Linked DNA regions of Homo sapiens: region 1 is linked to region 2. Evidence: chromatin contacts called from ENCODE Hi-C or POLR2A ChIA-PET data. All regions are on one chromosome and are shown on one strand. Each heading gives the region's core, a stretch centred on a gene start or an enhancer-like site at or near the end of the contact. The rest is flanking DNA. Distances are from core to core; before and after follow the strand shown.

What was found. Hi-C counts contacts between places; a loop is a spot of excess contacts on that map. ChIA-PET counts read pairs that join two places held with the same protein, here RNA polymerase II (POLR2A). Pooled maps may share reads with other maps.
Region 1: a loop to region 2 is called in a map of PC-9, with 7 times the contacts of the local background. The contact joins two enhancer-like sites. A Hi-C loop is called at or near these places in 1 of 168 maps with a recorded cell type or tissue (PC-9) and 2 of 50 pooled maps. POLR2A ChIA-PET finds 5 or more read pairs at or near these places in 1 of 52 experiments (WTC11).

What each region holds. Positions count from the first base shown.
Region 1 is chr4:138,896,556-138,899,255 of GRCh38, reverse strand. All of the region lies in intron 2 of LOC105377448 (a long non-coding RNA gene), which reads left to right. Among named protein-coding and RNA genes, the nearest start is that of NOCT, 120 kb to the left of the region's middle. Within about 2 kb of position 1,300, at least 3 of the 41 ENCODE cell types and tissues checked have a DNase peak (open chromatin) inside an H3K27ac peak, as active enhancers do; they include PC-9, where a contact is called at or near this core.
Region 2 is chr4:138,234,265-138,236,964 of GRCh38, reverse strand. SLC7A11 (solute carrier family 7 member 11) reads left to right here. Exons shown (of 12, transcript NM_014331.4): 2 at 514-640. Among named protein-coding and RNA genes, the nearest start is that of SLC7A11, 6.7 kb to the left of the region's middle. Within about 2 kb of position 1,309, at least 8 of the 41 ENCODE cell types and tissues checked have a DNase peak (open chromatin) inside an H3K27ac peak, as active enhancers do; they include PC-9, where a contact is called at or near this core.

The DNA of each region.
Region 1 (2,700 bases), core at 51-2,550, 660 kb before region 2:
ACTTTTTCATCTTTATTTTAGAGACAGTGTCTCACTCTGTTGCCCAGGCTGGAGTGCAGTGGTGCGATCATAGCTCACTATAACCTTGAACTGCTGAGCTCAAGTGATCTTCCTGCCTCAGCCTCCTGAGTAGCTGGAACTACAGGGCTATGCCACAATGCCTGGCTAATTAAATTTATTTACTTATTTTTTGTAGAGACATGGTTTTTCTATTTTGCCCAGGCTGGTCTTGAACTCTTAGCCTCAAGTGATCTTCCCACCTTGCTCTCCCAAAGTGTTAGGATTATAAGCATGAGCCACCGCACCTGGCCTATATAGCTACTTGTGATTTGAGCTCCACTTTGACTCCCAATTGTAGACCTGACCGTACTCACTTACATCTTGATTTTTGAAAACGTAGGTGCAAAATTCTTGCTCCCTGCAAGTTCCTTGAATCTTCTTATGCTTACTCTTTCTTGCCGAATGTCTCCTACACATCTCTAAAATAGATAGCTAAATCTCCGCAGCCAATTTGATTCTCCAAGAAATCACGAAAAATCCTTTGATTAAGGAACTTAGCCAATAGCACTCTGTATAGAATGAATTTTTAAACTTTTACCAGTCCCTACTGTATTTTTTGGAAAGCCACAGATTTTGCTTAACTTGGCTTAGTAATGAGTCATCAAGCATAGGCTAAGGCATGATTTCCTACTGTTAGGAAAGCTGTCACTAGACTTAATGAAGATAAGAAGTAGTTATGCAGCAAAAAAGTGGCTCTGGGGTGCCTTGGCCCTTTGGTGTTGTAGAGGTTAATTAAGTAATCCTATTGCACATGAGAGTGTGTGTGCCACCAGCAGCCATCTCAGATCAGGTGAGGCTCCTGAGCCACCTAGGCACCAATTAACATGCTTGAATACTTGCAGGTGAGGCTGGCTGTCTCCACTGTTACGTGAGCCACTGTGCAATCAATCACTCGGCTCTTTTTATTTCTGAATTTACCATTGTGAAGGGAAAACCCACAATTGGAAGACATTTATATACTGTATTCTTCTGAGTGTATTCTAAATCCTTCTTCTACTTGTGAAGCAAAAACCTAGCTCTAAAAATAACTCTGTGTGCTGACAGTGTCACATTATGACACATTCCCTATCCTCTTAGTTCCAGAGTAAACAGATGCGTATCTTGTACCTTGGCCAATCAGAGAATTAGGTCTCAGCCACTACATTCATCTGCTATCTCGGCTGGTCTCCTGCAAATCTATGCAAACCACAACCCAGGGATAGTTCATTTTCATCAAAAAATTTCTTATCTCCCATCTGTGTTACCAGTTTATTTGTCCAGAAACAATTTCACTCAATCCCTTCACCAGTGGTTCTCAAACAAGCATGCATCTGACTCACCTGCAGGGTTTGTGAAAATGAAAGCTGGCCAGGCACTCCCTGAGTTTCTGATTCAGTAGGTTTGGGTTTGATTCTGAGAATTTGTATTTCTCCCAAGTATCCTGATGCTGTTGCTGGTCCAGGGACAACACTTTGAGAAGCACTGCCCTAAACCAATTTTATTGATTCTGATTAACTTCTAGACTGTGATAAATTTAAAATACCATTAGGTGAAGTTAAATAACATCAGGTGGAGATGATGTTTAATTAGACTAAGTAAATTAAATAAATTAGATCAATTTAAAATGCTATCAGATAAATTTAAATACCACTGGGTAAATTTAAAATACTACCAGTCAGAGATGATATACCCACAGGTCCTGTGAAAAGGGACAAAAAATCAGGAGTGAATGAGACCTTTGAGAACCTCTTGCTCCCATGAATTCTTCAACAATATATGGAAAGAGGTTGAGGCAGTGAATTGTACATGTTTGTGTGTTGATACAAGTGTACAGAACATAGTAATATTATGGGGCATTATTACATCAGGTTGGGGGCTAAATTTTGGGTCAAAATATAGCCCTTACAGCCTGATATGGTTTGGGTTCAATATGCTGATAATGCAGGGGTTAGTTCTCTCTCTTAATTCCAAAAATGTTTACTGAGGGTCTGTTATGTACACGGAACTGAATCAAACATAGCTGGGTAAATTGGATGAAAAGACATGGTTCTAAGAGCTTGCATTCCAGTGTGTTAGATTAGTCAGAACTGTGATACCGAGCATAGTGTAAGTGCAATAAGAGAAGCATTATTTTGATGTTCAAAGGACGAAAGGATTGTCTGATGCCGGAGTTGCAGAATGGAGAATGAGAAAATGTGTAATAGAATTGTTTTTTTTTTTGAGGTGACAGAAGTCCCTAAGACAGGGATTGTGAATTGGTTGTGTATCTGAGGGCACTAGTTATTATGGTTTGAATGTTTGTCTCCTCTTAAGACCATATGTTTGAAACTTAATCCCAAATGCAGCAGTGTTGAGAGGTGGGGCCTGATGGGGTGTTTAGGCCATAAGGACACTGCCTTCTTGAATGGAGTAATGCTGAATTAAAAAGAGCTTTTGGGGCTGGGCGTGGTGGCTCACGCCTATAATCCCAGCACTTTGGGAGGCCGAGGCGGGCGAATCACGAGGTCAGGAGATTGAGACCATCCTGGCTAACACGGGGAAACCCCATCTCTACTAAAAATACAAAAAATTAGCCGGGCGTGGTAGCGGGCGCCTATGGTCCCAGCTACTCACGAGGCTGAGGCAGGAGAGTGGCGGGAACCCGGGAGGCGGAGCTTCCAG
Region 2 (2,700 bases), core at 60-2,559:
AGTCCATGGTTTTCTAAAGAGTGGATACAGCTTGTTCATTTTGATTTTCCACAGAAACATAATTTATTAAAAGGGTTCTCAAAAAATAACTCAAAAAACTTAAAAGCTAACTCAAACATTTGGACTAATGCCTTGTCTTGGTGTGAGGTTGTGTTCTTCTAAAAATAGGTCAATATTATTGACATCTCTCTCCTCTTTTTCCCCTATTTCCAGGTTTTCAGCTCAAAATTCTGGAACACATGATATTGTTGCAGACATGTATCTTTGTCATTTCAAGTAAAATTATAGTGTTCAAATAGAATACACTAAATCTCAACTGTGAGGATGTTAGAAAAGGAACTTGGCGGGTCTTAGCAATTAGATGATGGTTATTTGTCTTGAGTAAGGATGCCATTCAGACCAAAGGAGGCAGTTACATCTCAGGCAACATATAAACATTATTGTATCTATTCTAATGCTGGGTGTCTTGAAAATGTATTAAATTGGTACCATTTTGTGACAAATATTTCACAGGAGCTTTGTCTTATGCTGAATTGGGAACAACTATAAAGAAATCTGGAGGTCATTACACATATATTTTGGAAGTCTTTGGTCCATTACCAGCTTTTGTACGAGTCTGGGTGGAACTCCTCATAATACGGTAAGAGCATAGTAGAAAGAATTAAGAAAAAATAAACCAATTCATTCTTATGAATCACCTTGATTATTTTTAACTGGTTAGACACATGCATGTCATGTGACTACATGATAAACATGTCTACCTCAGGATATAAAGCCTGTGATAAAGTACCTTTCTGAATTAAGATATTTTTAATGCAATTTTATCACTGACAAGCAGTTCACCAGCAATGCCAAACTTTTAGAAATATCTACCTTTCTTTGACCCTCAGCTATTCTCTTTGACACTTCCAGGAGAAAGATGCTTACTTGAAAGAATATGAACATGAAAATTCACCTGGATACCTTTTGACCAACTAGACCAAATTAAATATTGAAGTTTTCTCTTATTGTAGATTATATCATTAAGGCATTTAACTTTACTTAGTCATTGTGACCAAGACACTTCTGTGCCTCACAACTTAGTTGGTCACCAAGTCTTATACTTCATAAAAAACAGAGTTTGCATGACAGAGTCAAATGACTCATTTCCTTATATTAAACAGATTAGGAACTACAGTTCCAAAAGTCTTTTTTGATTTTATTGTTGTAACAATGTGTTTACATTCCTGCTTGTCTTGGTTTAAAATCACACTGAATAGTGCTAAGTCACTCTGAATAGCAAATTTCCTTCGACTTTGTGGGAAGCTTATGATGTCATATGAGCATTTCAGAGTATCACAGTTCCTTAAGGCTAACTACTTTGATAAAATGTGATGTGCACAGTCTGATTACAGAATTTAATGGATATTACTAGGGAAACTTGCTCTTATCAAACTTATCAAACATATGTGATTGAGAGTTCATGTGAGCTTTTATGGCTAAGTGCCAAATACAGTGCTAGTAAGTATTGACAACACTAATCATGAGTTTTACAGTGTTAGAAGTCTTTTTTTTTTTAACCAAAAAAAGATCTTCAAAGTAGTATATGCTTCATGAAGGCTTTTTCATTTTAAACACTCTGCATTATTTAAAATTGTTATAATGAAATAATAATAAGTATTTTTTTCCTTTCCTGAAATTCCTCTATCAGGAATGCACTTCTATTCCTTTTGGTTATCTCAATCTTATCTGCTCTTCAAAGGTCATCTTAAATCCTTTCTTTCCCACAATTAATTTCCTGTTTATTCTAATTTATGTTATTTCTTTCATCTCTAAATTCTTCTGAAAATTCTATCTCTGCTTCACATTTGGCATTGAGCATGATACCTTCTATTCTTCCTTAATATTTTAGGTGTCTATATTTTGTTTCCCTTTTAAAACTGCCAACATTTCAAGCATACAAAGATAAGATCTTTTTGTAACCCATATACTACTTAGGTCAGTGCCCTTTTTTTGGCATATATTAAATTATTTTTGAATAAGTAATTGAAAGTTTAAAGTTACAATATATTGTGTACAACATACTCAGCATTCAAATGCATGTACTACTTATTGACTGCTGGCCTGTCAGGCTGGCGGGCTTTGGAGCTTAATACAGTTGGACTTGACTCCGTCTTCAGCCATGTATTAGTTGTGTAACTTTGGCTCATTGCTTAGCATTATGATGAACATGATCATTCCATATAAATATAGCTTATATCTTACAGTAGCACAGATAAAATATTCATATATTAATTTATTTATTCCACAAACTGCTACTGAATGGTAAATGGCAATAAAAAGAGATCTAAAATGAAATCAGCCACAATTTCTGCTCCCAGGTAGCGGATAATCAAATGTTACTTTAATTTAAAAAAAAAAACTACTTTTCTCTGTGTGTGTGTGTCTGTTGACAGAGGAAAGTACCTTTGTATTCTAGAAGCTTTTAAAATATGTTCATATATCTCTTTGTCATAACATACTCATATTGCTGAGTTGGCCTTTTAAATAGGCAGAATAACAAATGACATGAGGAGGGACAAAATATCTAAGTATGTAAATATTTCTCTTCTTTTACTAATACCCATAGTTCCTAAGTACTTCCCATTAAAATTATACCTTTAGATTAAGTTAGTATTGCCAGAAATAATCTGTAAAACACAGATTTCAAGGACAGAAATA